Linked DNA regions of Mus musculus: region 1 is linked to region 2. A link is a loop called in an ENCODE intact Hi-C map of the cell type or tissue named here. Cell type or tissue: left cerebral cortex. All regions are shown on one strand.

Region 1 (5,000 bases), 56 kb after region 2:
CCTTGCACTTTAGAATTTGTTGCTCAACTATTAGCAGATGTCACAGCACTGGCTAGGCCAAAACAAACCCTCCAGAGCCTGGATGCTTTCGTGGCCACTCAAGGAATTCACCAGAAACAGCGAAACATGTGCTGAGCAAGGCACCTGCATTGTGACGCATTGTGTTCTTATTGTCCCTTGAGGGAGCATGTCTGTCTATCTGCCTGTCCTCATTTTATACAAGGCTCTGACCGTACCTGAAATCTAGTACTAAGCAGCAAAGTCTAAGCTGGATGTATCTCCAGCTGAACGCCAGGCCTGCTGGGACTCTTCTGCTCCTGGGACCTCTAAAGCAAGCAGGGCAACCACAGACCACTAGCCTAACTGAGACTTAAGATTTGGCTCTAGAAGAACTTTAAGTTCACAACCACTCTGCACCTCTCCCTTCAGCCCCAGGATGTTCAAGTCACTCAGATCCTCTTAGATCAGTGGTTCTCGACCTGCCTAACTATGACCCTTTAATACAGTTCCTCACGTTGCAATGAATCCCAATCATAAAATTATTTTCATTGCGACTTCATAAATGTAATTTTGCTAGTGTTGTGAATCTTAATGTAAATCTGTGTTTTCCTATGGTCTTAGGCAAGCCCTGTGAAAGGGTTGTTCAACCCCCAAAGGAATCACAAACCCAGAGGTAGAGAACTACTGTCTCAGATGCTGACCAAACCTTACAATCCCAGGGGCCTTCTGAGACTCCCCTAGGCAGTTCATGCCCCACACTGCTTTCCCGACTCCAGCAGGTTTGGTATGTCCCTCTATGAACGCACCCATCATGCCGCACCATGATGGTTATTTACAAATCTGTACAGATGGATCCTTAAAGCACGTGAATGAATATGTGGTCTGACACAAACTCTACTCTAGTGTGCAAATTCCATATGCCCAGGAACAGAGGAAACCTATCTTCCTCTAACAAGTAGTAGTGACGACCATTTTTCTACACCAAAGACACTCAGCACCCCTCACCTTTGTCAGCAGGCAAATGACATCTCCTAATGCCGTCCGTGGTGGTGTCGTGGAGGAAGAATGCATTTACCTCGCTTGTATTCCCTAAGAATGTTACTACCTCCAGGGTCCCTGGTGCATGTGTGATACCGGTGCATGGTCTAAATTCCTTCTGTGAGGATTTCATGCTGGATTTTCTGAGTCTCCAAGCAAAGTCATAGATGCAAAGGAGGAGCCATGTCTTTGGGGCTTCACCATATCTTTCATCCAGAAAATAAGTGGTGATAACATTTGTAATATGTTTACTGACAGAACCAAGGGCGCTGTACAGATAACTCTTTTATGACACAAAGTACTTAACTAAGATGGAAAATGGCATTACTCGTGTTAGATTCAAAATGAGCATTTTGTCCCCGATTGCTAGAAACCCAGTAAATGTCATTAGCTATCTGAGGTTACAGTGAAACCCGCAAAGGGTTACTCTTTGGTAATTACATTTACCGTAGCTATAGAAACAAGGGACATCAGACTAGCCCAGATGACAGCTCTGTCTTTTCCCCTAAGAAAAGCTGCTCATCTGCATGTGGCCAGCTCCAAAGACTGGATGCAGAGCCACTGTATCTCATGGCTCAGCTCGGCAGCACACTCTCTGGAGAACTCTGTTCCCCACAGGCAGCAGGCTGGAGCCCCAGGACATGGGCTGCTGTGATTCTTGATTGGAAACTGATGATAAAAGACAGAGATGAGGACGCTCTTCCTGTGGCTTCTGCATTGAAATGTGCTCCTGAGTGTGTGCAGGGAAGTTGGGCTTCCTGGGGCACAGTTCTGTGGCAGATGCATTATTTACAGCCTGTGTTCTATTGTGCAAAGCTCTTCCCTACACAGAGCTATGGGCTACCTTCCCAAGCACACCTCTAACTCTCCTTCCTCTAAGACCAAGAAAAACACACATACACACACACACACACACACACACACACACACACACACACACATATACACCTGAATCAGGCCTGGGGATCCCTTAGGCTTCTCAGACACTATCCACACTGTAGCACAGATAGACAACAGGCCAGGCCTACAGCCAAGAGCAAAAGGGAAGAAGGCAGGATCCCTGCTAGGGAATGGAAGCCTTTATTCTCTCTAAGTTGGCTGAACTCCCCCATACCTCACCGGGCCCTGCATACCCTGGCGTGCCTCAGGACCCTATCCTCCTCCAGCAACCACAAATTCTTATACCACGTTTCCCACCCTGAACCTCAGAGACCACCTGCCCTGAGGCTCTCCTGCAGATCTCAGGGTGTATCATGCATTGTTCCTATGGGAATCCAACTGGAAGTCTCTGGGCAAGTGTCACAGACCACACAGCTAGAGAGGCTGTGTCCACTTGCCTGTGCAGATTCACTGGGCCTCACCTGCCCTAGGCCAACCCCATACACACTCGCTTCACCTCACCCCCTTTAGAGTCACACCATCCTGACTATGCAGCGGCTGCAGGTCAGCCAGCACACAACCTCCCCACAGTCAGTGGCAGCCTGCAGTTGGGCTACTGGAGAAGACAGGGCCATTCAGATTATAACTCCCTTCTTTGTTTTAAATGTGGGAGAGAATCAGACACTGTGGATCTCTTCAGCAGCTGGCACAGCCCATCTAGCCCCATAGGTGTGTCTGAGTCTTGTCCGTGTGTCTTCCCACAACAGACCTAAGCAGACAGATGGCTCTATGGGCACCCACTCACCACTCCCACCCCTAGGGCTCAGGCAGCTTCTTCCAGCTCTTGTCACCCCAAGGCTGCATTGCTGGCCAGGGCATGACTTCCGCTGCCTTCAGAAATGAACTAGCTAGTTTCCAGGGGCATTTAATTGTCAAAGGCAATGTAAATGTCACCATACACTATGACTCTAACTTAGCTTAGCCTGTTAACAGGAGCATCCACAAGTGAAAACAGAAGCTCTCTTTCCGATCCACTCAAAACAGATATCTGATACACGAAGCTATTTAGGACAGTAATAAGTGAGAGTCACACACTGCACAAATTAGAGGGCACTTTTACAGATCCATTGCACTCACAGCCTAACCTAGTGAGCTGTCTAGTCTACGTGCTTCCCTGCCTATAAAGACAGCTCCCATCAGACAGTCCTTCTCTACCTGCAACATCCTCTCCTCAGCTCAACCCCTGCCTTACCGGCAGCCCTGTTCCTCAGACCTAGAGACGGTTTTGCTCTCTGCACCTGCCCATCTCTCAGAGCTTCCCTATTCAGTTAGTTCCTTTCCCTCTCACGGTTCTCAGTGGCCTTGGGAAGGGATTAATCCACCGGCAGAATGGAATTTTTCATACACTGATGTAGACTGGATGCCAGTAAGGGAAGGACACAGTCCCATCTGAGGTGAGCTGGCTGTGAGGACAACTGGATGGATCCAGAAACAGAATAACAAGGTCCAAGCTAGGATGGTCCCTAAGAACTGACAAAGTGCTGTTATGATGGGCTGACCTACCCCCCCGACACACACGCACACGTAGCAGATTGCAGCTTGGTCTTCAAGTGGGTCCTCAAGCACTGCAGAGAGGGCTGTCCCTGACTCTGTTGCCTGCCTATGGATCCTGTTCCCCTAACTGACCTTGTCCAACCTCACTGAGAGAGAATGTGCCTAGTTCTTCAGATGTTCCAGGGTGGACTGGTATCCAGGGGGAGTCTCCCCCCTTCTCAGAAGAGAAGGGGAAGGAGAAGAAGGGGTTGTTGGGGGAGACTGAGAGGAGGGAAGAATGAGAAGAAGCGGGGCTGTGACTGCAATGTAAAGTGAATAAATAAATAAAAAGAAATGTCTGTTATGAGTGATTTGGGAGAGGACATTGATCAATAATGATCCCACTGCATAGATGATTATCACAGGACTGAGTATCCAAAATAATGCCTACAGGAGGCCTTACTGAGCAACACAGCACCCAACAGAGACAGATGGAAAGCCAGACCTAAGAACAGGGAAGGAGACTCAAGGAGAAGCTGCAGAGACAGGCTTGGGTCCGGTCACCTCTAAACTTAATAGGAGACAGAAGACGCACAGTGTGGCTACGACTAGGTGCATAACAGTAAGACAGCCAAGCCATAGAAGGCAAGGTGCTCACTTGTCACATCAGATGTCAGCTGATTGGGATCGGTATTCAAGGAGGACAGCGGTACCGTGGGGCAGGATTGGGAGGACAAAGCAGCCAGGTATACGCTGCACCGACACCAATCACAAGGCACAGCTGAGGGACCCAGAGGGAACCAGGACAGGGGCTGAGTGTGAAAGTGACATGAGTGTCAGCTCCAGACACCTAAAAGGATTGTCCCCAGGAAGATAAAGAGCAGGGGAGAGGTGCCAAGGACTTTCTCCCCATAATCCAATTAGGACAGTCTGCAACCCACTGAAGCAAACAGCCCCCACAGCAGCGCCTGATCTGGTGAGAAGGACAGTGCTCCATGCCGGCCACAGGCAGCCTTCCAACAGGCCCCTGGTTGGAGTGTCCCCCCACCACAGTCAGGTTTGCACCCCAGTGAGACTACTAAACCCCCAGAAACACAGGAGGGAACAGTAGGAACCAGATAAATGAACACAGTCACCTACAGGCTATGTGTTTAAAAACTTGCTCACCTTCAAAGGGCCATCCAATCCTAAAATAGTGTCACATGTAAAACATGAGAGGAAGGCCTGTGGGGTGGCTGAAAGGCTTATAGGGCTTGCCACCAACCCTGACAACCTGAGTTTGATCTCTGGGACCCACAGAATGTAAGAGAACAGACTCTGCAAGTTATCTTCTGAATTCCCCATATATACCATGTTGCACAAGTGCACACATACACATACCCACACACAAACACACACACACACACACACATATATATATATAAAGTCAAAAATAAAGCACAAGATTTGCAAAAGTGAAATGCTACCAGTCATTTTTAAAATGAAAATATATTACATTTATTGAATAGTAGCATTCAAAATCAAATATTCTCTATGATTCTGATAGAACC
Region 2 (5,000 bases):
TCTAAGTCTGCTGTGGAGGGCTGTAGCTGGGGATTTTTCATGCTGCCAGCATCCTTGAAATGGCACCTCTATGAGATCGCAGCTCTTGCCACATGGTCCTGACTCTAGGACCAGTTCTTCCACTCATCCCTCCAACACTGAAGTCTTGGCAACCACCCAGAGTTAGCTTGAGTGCTTCCACCCCATCTGGGATGATATCTGTCAGGCTTCCCCATATTAAATCTTCCCCTCTGGGTGATGGAATAGAAGTTGTTCCCCTTGCCTTGGAGCACAGGAGTGATGAGAAAAGAGGTTGGGAAGGGTAAGTAACACATGGGATATACAAAAAGACAAGAACTTCTGAAGAAGAGCCATTGGAAGGGCAATGAGTTTAAGGGAGATGACCTGGGAAGTTTTGAGGAATGTGTGGATGCTATCTATATAAGAAGTATAGCATGTAAATCCACAGTGCACACACATGTACACCAACATGGGACACCTCCACATCAGGTGGCTATCCATGAGGATCTAGAGACACAGTCTCAACTGGCTAAGAAAACACATTAGACAGTAGGCTGGAGCACCCAACGTGTCTATGGACGGATGGATGGATGGATGGACAGATGGGTGTGGCCCACCATATAATGGAATGTATTCAGTCTTTAAAAGGAGAGGCCGACACATGTTACAACAAGGCTGAGGCTTCAAAATTATGCTAAGTGAAAGAAGCCCATGACAAAAGTTGGTGAAAAGGGTGTGGAGAGGTCACTCCTGTGTGTCCTATCCTGAGGGACCACATCACGGGCATGAGGGTCCAAAGGAGAGGGAGACTCTGCATCCTTCTGGACCTCTTCCCATCCTTGTCATGAGACCTTCATGTACCAGTGAGGGATATGCACCATGTAGGGCCCAGGCAGGCAGAGAAACCCACTTCAGTCACTCAGAAGAGAGAATATAACACAGACACGGGTGTCAGCACAGGAGCCTAAAATGGTCAAATGCATAGAAATGAGGAGAGTGGTAGTCACCAGGGCCTGCACTGAGTATCAGCTGGAGAAAATGAGACAGTTCTAGAGATGGGTGTTAGTGATGTTATCCAACAACCTGTGTGTGCTCATTGCCACGGTTCTGTGTACCTAAAGACAGCTGGCATGCACATTTGTGTGACCTGCTCATTTTTCAATAACAAAAAGGTTGACTTTCCAAGAGCATACTGAACTTGATCTAGATGATAAGAATCTATGGTGACACTGGCAATGTCAGAGAACCATGTGACCCTCCTAACAAAATCCCACAAGTTTCCACAGTAAGAATGAGCCTCCTAAATCCTAAGCCCCAGCCTGTTGGCTCCCCACTGTGACTGCCCCTTTGTAAATTATCATATCATAGAACTCTTAAGAGTTACAAAAATGTGGGGTGACAAGAAGCAGAGACTATAAGGAGAGGGAGGGCATGACAGTCAGAAAATGCCACCCCAGCAACTCCAACCTCTCCTGTCTCAGATACTCTGAGATGCTTGCCTGCCCATCCCCTGCCTCCCTCTGCATGCCAGGGCACAGTGCCCAGAACACACCCACCTGTAGCTCATGTTAGGGGGTGGGGGCAGTCAGGAGAATGAGAATACGGGTTTGCAGTTTAAATCCTCACTGGCAGCTGGAGCCGAGAGGCAGGCGCTGCTGGCAGAGGCCTACCTTGCTGAGTGGCTGCGAGACTGAGCTGCAGATCGGGCTGGGTTTGGCACAGAGCAACTACACAGTGAATGTTTTAGTCTTCTTCTGCAGGACACATCACCTGTTTACGAACCATCAGTGAAGCTGAACCAAGTGCCTCTGGGAAGCATGGGGAGGCACAGCTCATGCCTTCTTCAGTCACCCAAAGGCATTTCCCTGTGCAGGACCCAGAGCTAAGCACCTTTCCTGCCACAGCCAATAGATGCAGCCTGTTTCAGCTCAAACCAGCTCTGGCTATCCTTGAGAGTGCCTTGATTCTATTCCCCAAATTAATGTGTGTGTCCAGATCCTGAGCCTGGGCTGTGCAGCTCAGTCTAGAGCTGTGTGCTTATGTCAGCCTTTCCTCAGCCCTGGGCCACAATGTCTGAGACCCCAGTACCTCTCCTCTGGAACCTCATGTCAGGGTGCCTCCCCATACTAAAGAGATGAGGTCCCTCAGGATAGGACACACAGGGATTATCTCTCCTCACCACCTGCTTCCTACACACAATGCTACAAGTGACTCTATCCGAAACCTGCTCCTCCCCCAAGCTACTGTAGACCACAGAGGACCCCAGATTCATCTCCTCTGGTTCTCTAACTCTGCATGCTGGGTTTGCTGTCCTGCCTGATGACAGTTCTCTTCAACAGCATGGCACCCCAAAAGTCAGCACCCTCTGTGTCCCCGAGAAAAACAAGAACCAGAACAGGTCCCGCGCTCCTCCTGCCGCCTTATTTAGGGAACTGGCATCTCACCACCTTCGTCTAGTCTTAGAATTTGAAAAGCATTCCTGTGATCCAGCATCTCGGCTTTCTAGCAACTAATCCCCAGAGACATATGCTCACAGAGATGTCTATGCAGGGTGTACCACGGTATTGTGCGACAGCAAGGCACAATAGGATGCTGAACTGACAAAGTAGACAAACAAAGATCACAGCTGTCCACCTGGTGGAAGGCTGCAGAGCAAGCATGGAGCAGGGAAGAGAAACAAGCCAGGGACGAGGAGCCAGAGCCCAGAAGTCCAGGTAAGAAATGTCTCAAAGGTGGGATGGAGACATCATGGCTCAGGAGTTAAGTGCACTTGTGGCTCTTTCAGAGGACTGGTGTGTAGTTCCCAGCCCTCCAGGGGAATTAGCACCCTCCTCTGACCTCTGGAGCCTGCACACACACACAAACAGAGAGAGAGAGAAAGAGACAGAGACAGAGACAGACACACACACGCACATATACAAATACATCGGGGTTTTTTTACAATATAGGTGACACTGTCCTGCCGGTTTGTCTGCTGTGCCAGGCCTAGGATGGGGACACCCGTGTATCCATGCTGCATGCCCAGCAAGTGGCTTTATTCCTCTAGAGAGCACTACAGGAAGGCAAGGAGCTACTTTTCACATGCAAGTTTTTTCAGCAATAATATCATTTTGTGCATAACTTACAAAATAATAAATTATTCCAAAGCCCAAAATAAAAACAAGTAATAATCTCTCTTTGCTTTCCCATCACCCTAGAAACACAAGGTAACCCTGACACCCCACATTATCCTCCACTCCTGATCAGCACTCCTCACTTCGTCAGGCTCCCTCATACTTACAGAACTGTCCTGAGCACTAACGCAGCTTTGTGATACATTTCACAGCCTCTGTCGTAGATGGTGTCTAGATCACACTGGGATATACTGATCCCAAGCTCTGCTTCCCTTCAGGTCTCCAAGCAGTGGCCATCCATAGGCCCATGGCCAATAGAACTGGTGTGCACAGGTGGGATGCTGAACTTAATGAACAACTATATATCAAACATGCTGGCCTGACCAGGAACAGATCCTAGGACCTTTGGACCAGGCCAAAAAAAAAAAAAAAAAAAAAAAACCCTTCCACAGAGGCAGAGCCTGATGCTCTACCATCCCCACCTAAAACGAAGAGTTCTAATCTGTCCTAGCAAGGCTGTGAGATGTTTGCCTGAGAAAATGCAAATCCAACTCCCCTCTTCACTGGCTTCAGAGGCAAGCTGGGGCCACCATCCACTCTGTCTCACTACTGACATCTTTACCGCTGTTTGTCCATGCTTTCCTAGACAAATGACCACGGGCATGCCCATCGCCCTCCCAGCCAGCACAGCCTTTTCGGCTGCAGCCACCATCTTGTTTTCCTAAGTCTGCTGCTTCTTAACCTCACCGTCTTTCAGCACTTTCGGAAGCATCTATAGATCCTCTCTGGGTGTGTGCATTAAGTAGAGACATGAATAAGCAAGGAGAAACTATATCCATAAGAGTTTAAGTCAAAAGTCATGTGTCCAGGTTCCTGTGGCACTGCCAGCCCTTAGACAATGAAGGCTGGTTTCAGAGTCGCAGCCCTCTTACACGGATTACTGGCCACCAAGCCAGATTCATCACAGGGTAACTCCCAGCAAGGAAGAGGGTTCAGAGATGCTGGCAGAGGAGACACAATACTGCCCATGTAGTAATGGCCTGACCTCTGGTACTCAGTGGCCCCATTACCCCTGCCAACGCCTCCTCACTGGTACTTAGATTAGAAGCTGCCACCAAAATAAAATGTTCTAGCTTCATACTGCAACAAAACCCCCAGATCTACCTGTATTTCTCCCTGCCCAAAACTGGGTTACAGATGTCATGTGTACCACTGTGTTGGTTTTACATGGATTGCTAGGAATAAAACTCAAGTCCTCATGTTTAAGCAGCAAGAACTTTGCCCGCGGAGATACCTCCCCAGCCCCTCGCCCTGGCATTGTATACACAGCTGCCTCCTACCTGAGCAGACCCTGCTCCCCACTACAGTTCAGAATGCACTGCCTTCAGGGCAGAGGTGGGACACCAGACTCCAGGCCTCCCAGAACCGTCTGCTCAGTGTCTGTGTGCCTACCTAAACCTCAGGCCGAGTGCTCAGGGCAGCCCAGGAGGAGCAAGAAAATGAGGAACAGTCTGTGACCTCAGGGATCTGTGCCATTCTCAAATCCATCATTTCATTTTAGCCTCACAGGAACCCTCTGAAGTGGGCGTTTTTATTATCCTCCCTATCAAAATGAGAAAATGAAAAATCAGACAGAGTCATCAGCCTGCCCAGGAAAAGTCAAGTCAGGGTGGAACGGAGTCCTTTGAGAGTAGCCGAACTGATCATCCAAATCTCAGCAGCACCAAGGCCATCACGCTGTGTTAGCAACAGTTTCGCCACTCATTGAAACCAGGGAACCGGCGGAGGAAGGAGCCTTCTCAGAGGTTGGGGGGCGCTTAGGATTCTTCTCTGCAGGAGATGGGAAGAGAAGGGTGCTTCCCTCGGACATCCCCAGATATGGTTAAA

What was found. Hi-C counts contacts between places; a loop is a spot of excess contacts. Peaks named below come from ENCODE experiments on the same cell type or tissue, not always from the same donor. Only the 100,000 strongest peaks of a DNase experiment are listed, where the experiment ranks them.
Region 1: it touches region 2 in a loop (4-fold over the local background); 1 of 42 quality-filtered maps calls a loop at or near these places.

Annotation. Positions count from the first base shown.
Region 1 is chr14:34,900,654-34,905,653 of GRCm38, reverse strand. All of the region lies in intron 2 of Grid1 (glutamate receptor, ionotropic, delta 1), which reads right to left. Among named protein-coding and RNA genes, the nearest start is that of Mir346, 8.5 kb to the right of the region's middle. In left cerebral cortex, no CTCF peak of the experiment used is centred here; a DNase peak (open chromatin) is centred at 2,721.
Region 2 is chr14:34,957,026-34,962,025 of GRCm38, reverse strand. The region is part of intron 3 of Grid1 (glutamate receptor, ionotropic, delta 1); the gene reads right to left. Among named protein-coding and RNA genes, the nearest start is that of Mir346, 65 kb to the right of the region's middle. In left cerebral cortex, no CTCF peak of the experiment used is centred here; DNase peaks (open chromatin) are centred at 1,607 and 2,458.